2 separate regions of the Homo sapiens genome follow, and region 2 is linked to region 1. Evidence: chromatin contacts called from ENCODE Hi-C or POLR2A ChIA-PET data. All regions are on one chromosome and are shown on one strand. The core of a region is the stretch at or near the end of the contact, and the rest is flanking DNA. Distances in the headings are between cores, read along the strand shown.

The links. A loop is a pair of places that touch in the nucleus more often than their neighbours do. ChIA-PET counts read pairs that join two places held with the same protein, here RNA polymerase II (POLR2A). Pooled maps may share reads with other maps.
Region 2: a pooled map shows a loop between it and region 1 (6-fold over the local background). The contact joins the promoter of MZB1 here to the enhancer-like site in region 1. A Hi-C loop is called at or near these places in 3 of 168 maps with a recorded cell type or tissue (GM12878, mammary epithelial cell and natural killer cell), 5 of 37 single-sample maps with no recorded cell type and 13 of 50 pooled maps. POLR2A ChIA-PET finds 5 or more read pairs at or near these places in 8 of 52 experiments (CD4-positive, alpha-beta T cell, CD4-positive, alpha-beta memory T cell, GM10248 and 5 more).

What each region holds. Positions count from the first base shown.
Region 1 is chr5:139,458,189-139,460,960 of GRCh38, reverse strand. The region is part of intron 1 of ECSCR (endothelial cell surface expressed chemotaxis and apoptosis regulator); the gene reads left to right. Among named protein-coding and RNA genes, the nearest start is that of ECSCR, 3.2 kb to the left of the region's middle. RefSeq lists an enhancer at 1-36. Within about 2 kb of position 1,445, at least 15 of the 41 ENCODE cell types and tissues checked have a DNase peak (open chromatin) inside an H3K27ac peak, as active enhancers do; they include CD4-positive, alpha-beta T cell, GM12878 and natural killer cell, where a contact is called at or near this core.
Region 2 is chr5:139,388,509-139,391,280 of GRCh38, reverse strand. MZB1 (marginal zone B and B1 cell specific protein) reads left to right here and starts at 1,368. Exons shown (of 4, transcript NM_016459.4): 1 at 1,368-1,601; 2 at 2,696-2,772. The coding sequence starts at 1,425. PROB1 (proline rich basic protein 1) reads left to right here. Exons shown (of 1, transcript NM_001161546.2): 1 at 1-689. RefSeq lists a silencer at 182-231 and enhancers at 1,202-1,611, 1,588-2,135, 2,136-2,683, 2,684-2,772.

The DNA of each region.
Region 1 (2,772 bases), core at 196-2,695:
CACTTGTACTTCAAAGTAAAGAAAACTGAGGCCTAGGTCAGACAGCGACAAAGCCAGGACTTGAACTCAGGCTTGCCAGGCTCGATTAAAATCCACGATTTTAACTTCTAAACTATGCTTTTGAGGAAAAAATGGGGAGGGGTGTGTGTGGAGATAGACTAGAAGGGGATAAAGCAGACAGAATTAGAGAGGGGAGACCTGGGAAATCAAAAATTCCTGTGGCTAGAGTTCTTTGGGAATCTGCAGGCCCAGTGGTCAGAGACACCCTCGGCTGTAGACACAGATGCTCCCTAAGTCCCTCCCTTACCCACAGAGAAATCTTTGTTGGTGACAAAAAGTTTGGGTAGTGGGAGGGGCAAGAGGCAAAGAAAGAGCAGGGTCTTGAAGCTTGTGACTTTGGAACTCCTCCCAAGCCACTGAATAATTTTCTTTCTAGATAAATGCAGGAAGGCAGTTCCCTGTGCCTTCCCTGTACCTTCCCACCAAAAACTAAGTTATAACCTTACAGCATTTAGATAGTACATTAGGCCAGGCTCGGTGGCTCACGCCTGTGATCCCAGCATTTAGGATGCTGAGGCGAATGGATCACCTGAGGTCAGGAGTTTGAGACCAGCCTGGCCAACATGGTGAAACCCCATCTCTACTAAACATACAAAAATTAGCCGGGCATGGTGGCAGGCGCCTGTAATCCCAGCTACTCAGGAGGCTGAGACAGGAGAATAGCTTGAGCCCGGGAGGCGGAGGTTGCAGTGAGCTGAGATCGCGCCACTGCACTCCAGCCTGGGTGACCAAGAGCGAAACTCTGTCTCAAAACGAAAAAAAAAAAACAAAAAATACATTACATATGCTGGATTAGTAACTGATACATGTTTTCAGGACATGCCTTGGGTTAAAAGGATTCTCCAAGGGTCCTCCCCAGCTAGAAAGGGTTTTCTCTAGCCTGGGCTTCCTATAAATTTTGACTCCCCTCTTGACCATCCCCCTCTCGCCAACAAGGGAATGGGGCTCTCAGAAATGGTGATCTAGAAAAACATGGCCCAGGGTTTGGTAATTTTACACTTGGAAGCAATTAATTCTACACTATCCAGATGATAGCCCCATGGAGGAAGGCAGTGGCTTAAGGAAAATAAGCAGAGCAGCAGGTTGCCACAGGCTGGGGTGGGCCCCTGGCACCCAGCCGCCTCTGTCCACCCAGGCCTGGGCTGAATGCTCCCCTGATGCTGAGAGACCAAGGGAGCAGCAGAGCCAGGCCAGGGGCTGTAGTCCCTGCTCAAGCAGAGGGACGGGAACCCAGCTGGGCGGCTCCACTTCCCCACGTTGTTTTCCTTTCACATTGTTCACAGGTTTCAAGAATGATTTCATTGTGGAAAATGAGCAAATACAACCTGACCTTTCAGGTTCCACATACACAGCGGGACACACACAAGGGCACACGAGCATGCACATACATTTGCATAGAGCCCCGCAGACACACGTGTACATACAAAAAAGCCAGTGAGGGCTTCTGATTGGGGACTCTTGGTGACTGACCCCTCTCTGGGTTTGGTCAATAACAACCATTTCCTATGTATCCTCTGCCTGTGAGAGTGAATGGGTTGCTCATGCTAGAGCTTCCCTGCCTCCTATATATACCTCAGAACTTACTTTCTGCACAGGCCCCTACCTCTAGGCAAGATACAAGCCCTAATCCCCATCCCCATCTCACTCACCTTCCCGTCTCTCAGCCCCTTCCCTGGGGGCAGGACCAGGGTGACAGTAGCTTAAGGTAAACATTAGCCTAGAGACCTGGAGTCCTGGGCCCTTCCTTGTCTAGGTGTGGCAGGTCATTGATCTTCTGTCCTTAGAAATGTCACTAGTTTAAAATAACCTTCTCCTGACTCTGCATCAGGTTGGTAAAATGCCCATGTCAGATTGAAGAGACAGGGAAGGACTTCGGGACTCTGAGCCATGAGGTGGTGGTGATGTTGCTATTGAGTCACAGTCTCAGAGGAAGCCAGCACCGTGAGCCACAGCCCACATCCTTTAGTCCTCTGCCTAGTGTGTCTGCCTTCCAGCATGGTAGGCTTAGAAAGCCAAAACGTTTTTTTCTGTTTTCTTTTCTTTTTTTTTTTTTTTGAGACAGAGTCTCACTTTGTCTCCCAGGCTGGAGTGCAATGGCATGATCTCAGCTCACTGCAACCTCTACCTCCCGGGTTCAAGCGATTCTCATGCCTCAGCCTCCCAAGCAGCTGGGATTACAGGCGTGTGCCATCAGGCCTGCTAATTTTTGTATTTTTAATAGAGGCAGGGTTTCACCATGTTGGCCGGGCTAGTCTTGAACTCCTGACCTCAAGTGATCTACCCACCTCAGCCTCCCTAAGTGCTGGGATTACAGGTGTGAACCACCGCACCTGGCCAGTGTTTTCTTTTCTTTTTTCTTTTTCTTTCTTTTTTTTTTTTTTTTTTTTTTTTTTTTTTTTTGTTGAGATAGGGTCTCCACCTGTTGCCCAGGCTGGAGTGTAGTGGTGCAATCATAGCTCACTGCAGCCAGCCTCAACCTTCTGGTCTCAAGCAATCCTGCCACCTCAGCCTCCTGAGTAGCTAGGACTCCAGGTGTGCACTACTGTGCCTGGAGAATTTAAAAAAAAAAAAAAAACAAAACAAAACAAAATTTTTTTTTAGAGACAGGGTCTTGCTATGTTGCCCAGGCTGGGCCAGAAGGCATTCTAAGGGTTCCTTTCTAGGCTCTGTGCTGGGCAGGGGACTTACCAAGCTATGTGTTTTGCTTTCTCT
Region 2 (2,772 bases), core at 119-2,618, 70 kb after region 1:
CTACATCGGGAGTAGGTGAAATGGTCATCAGGAAGCTCTGAGAAGAGGGAGGGTTGGGCTCTTGTCCCACAGGAGCCTCTTGACCCCTCTGTGTGGCCAGAAGGTGGGTTAGGGCCAGCAGTAGAAGCGATACCCCTGGTGGAGTATCCAGAGGGATCTGAAGCTCTTGGCAGGTTCCACTCCCCAGTAACAGATGTGGCAACAATGGCCAGAGAGGGGCTGGCCCTACAGACCAGTCACAGCAAGGGACAGGGCCCAGAGCCTGCACTTCAGTTGCCCTGAGATTCCAGGAGCCTCTGAGGGAGATGAGGGGGGTCTGCATGAGGTGGGAGGTGGTGTGCGTGGGGGTCTGTATATAGTTCTGAACCGGAAATGGCTGGCCCTTGCCAGCCTGGTGTGTGATGTGATGAGTTTGGGAAGGACAGTTTCCATGAGAAGCAGTGGCAGGGATGGGGATGGATGCCTTCGTTGTTCCAGGCCTGTCAGGGGGCCCAGGTCCCTAGCAGTCCCTGCCCTCTGCCCTGGACTGGAAGCTGACTAGGAGAGCTACGAATCAGAACAACTGGCCATTTTCTAGCTGGAGATGCCAGCTCCGATGGCATGGAGGGCCCTGGGGCCACCCCAGGTGTCTTTACCTCATCCTGGTGTGTAATAAATCACTGACCATGGAGCCATCATGGCTGAAATAACTGGTGTGAGGTGCCTGATTTCCTGCCACAGCCTCTCAACACCCTCCACAGTGCCCTTCCACGCCTGGGTATGGCCTGGGTGGAGGGGACCTCAGGGCTAGGGAAGGAGACCATGTGTGTCTTGGAAACACTGTAGCATCCCTGTCTCCCTGAACTTGCCTCCCAGGAGGCTGGCAGCCACACCTCATTCCTTCTGGTGGTTGAGTGGCCAGGGAGCCTTGGGGTCAATCAGGCTTGGGTTTCTCAGCATGGCCCCTCTAGCTATGTGGCCTTGGATTTGTCACCTCTCTCTGAGCCTTTGTGTCGGAAGAGGCAGAATAAACATGACAGTCTCATTTCTCAGAAAGGTCAATGAAACAAAAAAAGATGACGGCAGCCAACCAACTCTTCCCACAAGGCACTCAGCACAGTGCCTGCCACTTGGCCAGATCACAGGATGTGGGCAGTATCGGCCCCTATGTGTTCCTGCCTAGGCCCAGCCCCTCTCCTTGCCTCAGTGCTCCCTATCTGTGAAATGGAGCTGAGATGGCTGGAGCCAGGGTCCAGCTAGAGGACAATGCCCACGTGGCATCTTCGGGGCCCTGGAGGAGGGAGTGGGAGGAGGATGGGAGGGGTGAGGTGTCAGTTCCCCATTGGTCTAGGCCAGGTGTTCTGTGGCGGTCCCCACACCACACAAGCACACACACATCTGCACCTCAACCACAGACTACACTTGCTGAACTGGCTCCTGGGGCCATGAGGCTGTCACTGCCACTGCTGCTGCTGCTGCTGGGAGCCTGGGCCATCCCAGGGGGCCTCGGGGACAGGGCGCCACTCACAGCCACAGCCCCACAACTGGATGATGAGGAGATGTACTCAGCCCACATGCCCGCTCACCTGCGCTGTGATGCCTGCAGAGCTGTGGCTTACCAGGTGAGTCCTTCACCACTGTCACCCTGCCCTGCTCACACCCCTTCTCAAGCCAGACCCCTCCACCCACCTCACATTCCACCACCGGCCTTTGATCCCCAATCCCTACCACTGGGCATCAAGCCACAGATGCAGCCTTTCATATATTCCATGCCTCAGTTTACCCATCTGCCTGCCTAACAGCAGACAATCTGGGAGACCTCCTCAGTATTTTGAGACCCCAGGGAATCACTCACTTGTCCTTAGACTTCTCCCTTTCCAGGCCCATCCTTGAGTCCGGACTCCCTCCCCAACCCTGACGGGGCGGCTTTGGCTATGTGTACATGGTGCAAGTGCACACGTGTGAGCGCCTGCACGTGAGTATGCGTGTGTCTGGCTTCACACACACACCTGCTGAGCATGCCTGCGTGCCAGTGTCTCTGTGAGGTGGGGGCCTGGGAGTACTTGTGTGATTGAATATTGGGCTCCAGTTTTTCTTACCTTGCTCTTGTGGTTTAAAATGGCACGTGCCGGCCGGGCGCGGTGGCTCACGCCTGTAATCCCAGCACTTTGGGAGGCTGAGCGGGGCCGATCGCCTGAACTCAGGAGTTCGAGACCAGCCTGGCCAACATGGTGAAACCCCGTCACTACTGAAAATACAAAATTTTAGCCGGGTGTGGTGGCACATACCTGTAGTCCCAGCTACCTGGGAGGCTGAGGGAGAAGAATCACTTGAACCTGGGAGGTGGAGGCTGCAGTGAGCTGAGATCGTACCACTGCACTCCAGCCTGGGCGACGAACGGCGTGAGACTCTCTCTAAATAAATAAATAAATAAAAATAAAATGACACTTGCCACTGGGCAGGTGTGCCCTGGACGAGGGACCCCAGTGCCCAGGCCTCACCTACCACTTCAGCATTTCTTTCCCATCCCCCATCCCCATCCCAGAGAGCTTTGGGGGCTGGGGGAGGGGCCATGCAACAGCCTCACAGGTGCTTCCTGCTCAAACGGCTCTCTTGCCACTTTATTTTCCCCAGAGACTCTGCTCCTATCCTCCCCACCTCCCCCTAACTGAGCAGCAGTCCTGAGGCCCTGCCTCCCAGTCCCTCCTTGTTCCAGATGTGGCAAAATCTGGCAAAGGCAGAGACCAAACTTCATACCTCAAACTCTGGGGGGCGGCGGGAGCTGAGCGAGTT